2 separate regions of the Homo sapiens genome follow, and region 1 is linked to region 2. A link is a contact called in ENCODE Hi-C data. All regions are on one chromosome and are shown on one strand. The core of a region is the stretch at or near the end of the contact, and the rest is flanking DNA. Distances in the headings are between cores, read along the strand shown.

Evidence for each region. Hi-C counts contacts between places; a loop is a spot of excess contacts on that map. Pooled maps may share reads with other maps.
Region 1: a pooled map shows a loop between it and region 2 (12-fold over the local background). The contact joins the promoter of TTC17 here to the promoter of COMMD9 in region 2. A Hi-C loop is called at or near these places in 5 of 50 pooled maps.

Annotation. Positions count from the first base shown.
Region 1 is chr11:43,357,530-43,360,234 of GRCh38, forward strand. TTC17 (tetratricopeptide repeat domain 17) reads left to right here and starts at 1,391. Exons shown (of 24, transcript NM_018259.6): 1 at 1,391-1,584. The coding sequence starts at 1,426. RefSeq lists an enhancer at 1,250-1,519 and a silencer at 1,650-1,729.
Region 2 is chr11:36,287,910-36,290,756 of GRCh38, forward strand. COMMD9 (COMM domain containing 9) reads right to left here and starts at 1,515. Exons shown (of 6, transcript NM_014186.4): 1 at 1,453-1,515. The coding sequence starts at 1,503. RefSeq lists enhancers at 877-1,579, 1,416-1,665.

The DNA of each region.
Region 1 (2,705 bases), core at 141-2,640, 7.1 Mb after region 2:
AAACCTTTTTTTCACCTGGTTGGTTGCTCTCTCCTGTACATATGCATTCATACACCCCCATTATCCTGTATTTTAATTGTTAACCTGCCAATAATATCTCACTATATTGCACACTGCCCAATGGTTACATTTCCATACCCAGAGACTATCAGAGTACCAGGCAAAAAGCAAATAAGCCATATATTTTTAATGAAATGAATGTTCAGTCTTCAGGCCTTTAAGAAAAGCTGTTCCTGGAATGAAGAAAAAAAAAACACCAATGCTGTGGTTGTTTCTACATTTCTATAGCGTGGTGTTTAAACACTTAGCAACTGCTCTCCTGCATACACTTGTGTAGAGAAGTGGTTAAACAATATTCTCATCCTTCTTTTCCCAAGGAGAAAACCAAAAGCATACCAACCTTAAATAACACACACAGAGGGCAATCTTGAAAGACCTAAAATGACATATCTAGCAAGAAGCTGGCAGCCAAGCTTGACGCCTGCCTGCCTGCCTGTTGGTTCACTAGAAGAAAGTGGTTCTCAAACTTTAATATGTATACCAGTCACCTGAGGCTATTGTTAAAATGTAGTCTGATTCAGCAGGTTGCGGGGGAGAGGGAGAAGAGCCGAGAATGTGCAGGTCTAAAAAGCTCCCAGGTGATGCCAATGTTTCTGGTCTCCAGACCTAGACCTCTAGCTTAGACCTGTGCTGACCAGTACGTTAGCCACATGCGGGTATTAAGCCCCTGAAATATGACTAGATAAGCTGTCAGTGTAACATGCCGATTTCCAAGACTTAGTTAAAAAAAAAAAAACTAAACTATCTCAATGATTTGTACAGACCACATTGAATTAATATTTTGTGTACTTTGAGTTAAATAAAATGTACTAGTAGGGTTACTTCCCTCTATATTTTACATTCCACACGTGGCTCGCATTATAGTGCTACTGGACAGCGGTGCCCTAAACTAACAACCGTCTCCATTCTGAAGCTTCCACTATTGTGAGACTTTAAGAATAAAAGCAACACCTCTCTTCCCATAGGTGGTTCGAAAGCACACCTTTTGTTCCCCAACTATCTACCAGAAATAAAACGAAAAAACAAAGATTTAAAAAACAATAAAATTGAGTCCTTTCACTTCTGCTTAAGCGCCACCTAAGCCACTGCTTTTGTCTCCCTCCGGTTCCCACGCTCCGAGATCGTATCACCCACAGAAAAACAATAACTAAAAAGCGGTCTCCATCCCTGAAGCCAAGCTGGGAGAGTAGCCGAAGGTCGCGCTTCCTGGCCGCCAAAACCGAGGTGGAGGAAACTTGGTAGTCAGCGAGCTACGCCCTCTCGGCTCCTCCTCCTGCTCCTCCTCCAGGGCCGACCTCTTCAAGATGGCGGGCGCCGGAGACTAGCTTCCGCTTCCGGTGTGAGCGGCCCGGCCGGGGGGGCAAGATGGCGGCGGCAGTAGGGGTTCGTGGCCGGTACGAGCTGCCGCCTTGCTCCGGCCCAGGCTGGCTCCTCAGCCTTTCCGCCTTGCTGAGTGTGGCGGCACGAGGGGCCTTCGCCACCACGCACTGGGTCGTCACGGAGGACGGGAAAATCCAGCAGCAGGTAGCGGCCGGGGCGTCCCTCTTCTCCCGTGCCCGCCCTCGCCCCGGGGGGATTACCCTGCTTGGCCCCTGGCTGTTGGGCTCCGCGCGGCCCCGCCCCCAGCCTACCCTCACAGGGAGGTGGCACCGCGACCTCGGACTCCCTGCATTCGGACCAGGCAGGCACTTCCCGCTCCCCACTTGTCTCCTGGTCCTCGTTTGGCCCCCTAGAAGTTCTCACCCTTCCACCTCGCGGGCCGCGCGCCGCGTGGGGAAGAGTCGCCCAGCTGCGGGAGACGGGCCCTACGGACCTTTTTTTAGCTCGGGGTTTAGAAATCACAGATTTCAGGATTCCTGCCTTTGGTGCCTCTCGGGTTCACGCGTCACCGGCCCTCCCCGAGGAAATAGAAAGCAGGTGGCAGCTCCAGGGTGTGCGCGAGTCCCATGGTATGACAGCTTCTGGACCCCTAGCCTGTGGACCATTCGTGCTGCTCCCCTAGTCTCGTCTACCACATGGTGGATTTCGTTTCTGGTTGTGTTGGTTTCAGCTTGTACCGTTACTCAGGTCAGCAGTGGCTCATTAGAAACAACATAGAAACACTCCCCTTCAGAAGGAATGCTTGAAGATGCCGCTGGTGGCGTTGCCTGCATCTTTTCAGCTGTTACTGCCCTCGTTTCCCAGTGCACTTTGCTTTGTTTCTTTACCTAGTTCTTGTGACCCAGCCTCGCATGGAGGATATGCGATTTCCTGGATTCTTGTATGCCTGAACTAATTCCTCAGAGGCGAGACTGCTTTTCTTATATAACTTTATGATTGCCTGCGTTTTGTAAATGCTGCTGATGCCTAACGAGTGCGTGTGTGTGTTCCGCTACAGAATATTGGTAAACTTACTGACTTCGAACACTTGAGGACAATCTTGAAGTGTCTAGCAAACATTTAGAAAGTGAATTGTGTGCCCCATGCAATTTAGCCCACTGATCTAAAACGTTTTAACTAGTGTGGTGGGAAATTACTGGTCCTTTGGATTGTGTGTAATGAATCATGATAGGAACACATTCCAACGTTTAAGGTGAGGTTTAGATTTAGATTTGCCGTGTAATGTAATTGCAAATTCTATCTCAAGTAAGTTAAGTATAACTAAA
Region 2 (2,847 bases), core at 265-2,764:
CATTTAACTGTAAATGTATGGTTTATGCACTTTTCTGTATGTATACTACACACTAATCTTTTAAAGTTTTTAAAAGAAAAGAGTGCATAAGACCAACAGGTATAGGGGCGGGGGTAGGTACAGAGCAGCCAAAATGAAGGTGAAAAGGCACTGGGTTGGGAGCTGAGAGCCCTAGATTGCCAGTCCCAGCTCTGTTACTTCATTTATTAATTCATTTAACAGCTATTTACTGAGCACGTGCTGTGTGCCAGGTATTATTGTTCTACTTATTGGGCATTAACACTTGTGAACAAAAGAGTAGATCCCCTTAGGAGTGGAGAATGCTAATGAACACTGAGAAGGCAATTAAAAAATAAATAAGTAAAACAAAACAGAGACTATTACATGGACCGATGATGATGATGTGCCATAAATTGAGGAGAGTAACTCAACCCTCTTCACCTGGTGTTTAAAAAAAAAAAAAAAGAGAGAGGAAGAAAGGAAAGGTCCCTGATGGATCTTACATTCTTATGAGACAGACGGACAACGGGCAAATAGCTAGCGACAAGTTCTACGAAGGAAAATAAAGCTGCCCTTTCTCCTACAGGGCAAATCATAAGTTAAATAATTCCGGCCAGGCGCGGTGGCTCACGCCTGTAATCCCAACACTTTGGAAGGCGGAGGCGAGTGGATCACGCGGTCAGGAGTTCAAGACCAGCCTGGCCAAGATGTTGAAACCCCGTCTCTACTAAAAATACATAAATTTGCCAGGCTTGGTGGCGGGCGCCTGTAATCCCAGCTACTCGGAAGGCTGAGGCATAGAATTGCTTGAACTCGGGGGGCGGAGGTTGCAGTGAGCCGAGATTGCGCCACTGCTCTCCAGCCTGGACAACAGAGCTAGACTCCGTCTCAAATAATAATAATACTTCATTTGAGCTTTACAAAGCCCTATGAAGTAGGTCCCTTTCAACCTCACAACTTTTCAAATGATTATCAGGAGTATGTCCTGCCCCTTTCGCAGGTCAAAGAGAGTAGGGAAAATCTGGACCTCAAGGGAACATTGAACGCACAGGTCATTCGGAGGGCTGGGCAGACGCAGTAGGAGATAATTTCTTAATTGTGCAATGCAGGAGGGGCTACGGGATGAAATGGGGAACTGACAACGTGGGTCTAGCAATTACCACTTCAATGCACCAATACCGAAAACCAATCCCAAAGACTAATAGCAGGAGGTTGTACTGCGCCTTCATGCCCATTATTTTATTTTTTTTTATCTTACGTTCCTGTCAAAACGATATTTTGTTCTTACTTTTTAAAAGCTCAGAAAGACGCAACGATTTGCCTGGGATCACACAGAGAACAAGCAGCAGAGTTGTGGCTCCAAACCAGGGTCAATTTGTTCCCAATTCCTGCTCCGTCTAAAGTCTCGGAGACAAAGGGCCACCTCACGCTGTCCCCACCCCTTCGACTTACCTTGAGCAGGCTCTGGAGTGCTGCAAAATGCTCCGCTGTCAGGGCAGCCATCTTGCCGAAGTCACATGACCGTGGCACCCAGGGAAGCGAGGTCACGTGGCTGTCGCTGTTGTCGCGGGGCCTGCCGGGGGCTGTAGTCCTTCAGAGTGGGGGAAGGCGTTTCGGTTGTGGTGCTGCGGCAGTGAGCGCGGATCAAGACGGACGCGGCGGCTGGATGACTAAACCCCGAGACTCTAGAACCAAAGGACTAGGGGGACCAGGGCGGAGGATGGTTTACTCGGGGAGGAAATTGGCTTGACTTGTCTACTTACCAAGTCAGGGAAACAGGTTTTCCCTTGACCCATGTGGGTGGGCTGGCGCACTTGGGGAATGCACCTGCAAGCTTGGCAGGCGCCTTGGAAACGTAGTTGTTCAGGAGTGATCGGCGTACCAGTGTTTGGAATGAAAATGAGGCTGTGCATATCGGGCTTCTTGGAATTGACACACACACATGCACACATCCTGTCTTGAATGTAAAATTACTTCTGCGTATATAGTTTTTCAGCCTATGTAGTAGGTTGGAGCTGGTATTATTAGTATTATCCAGATTGGGAAATAATCATTTAGGGTTTTTAGTAACTTTCCCATAGTCATAGAGAAGATCTGATTACAAGAGCAGGTGAGGAAGTGTTTGGGAGAGGGGACAAGAGAGGAATGGAATGAAAGCTACTACCTAGCTAGGTTCTTGTTATACGGGGGTGAGATGGGGGAGGAGGTTAATGGAAATGATTTAGTTCATTTATTCAAAAAGGTAATTATAATGAATATAATTGTAAAGAGTGATTTTGCACTGGCAGTACTGGACTCTGATTTGCCCTGTTCTCAGAGACCGTACATCAAAACAGACATTTCCTTTATCTACCTTTAGTATTTGGGTGGCTCTTTTCTTTTCCTACCCTCCACTTTTTTTTAAGCAAATTCCAGCTCAAAAAATGGGTTCTGATATATTCGAGCTTAAGAAAGAATGCCCATTTGTGAAATTCCAGAAATTGGTAAGCTGCTAAGGACATTTGTTCCTTTGTCTCCTCTCCTCCCCCTTCCCCTTCCCCGACTCCATTTTCTGTGGGGATGTTGTCAAGGCCCAGGAAACCAAAAATCAAATTGTCTAAGGAGGAACCCATTCCTGGATTAGAAGATTTTAGAACCATTTTGTCACAGGGTCCTGATTCTAGCTCTCTTTCTTGGCCTCTCTTTTCCATGAACCCTCATGGCCTGATTCCTGGTTTCTGTTATAACTCAATGTAGGTTCTAGGTTTAACTCCTGCCTGTATCTATAGGGCTGGGCCCATTGTCTTGGGTTAATTGAATATTTGTTAAATAAACAACCACCCAAAAAAGTGATTAGACTAAGATGAA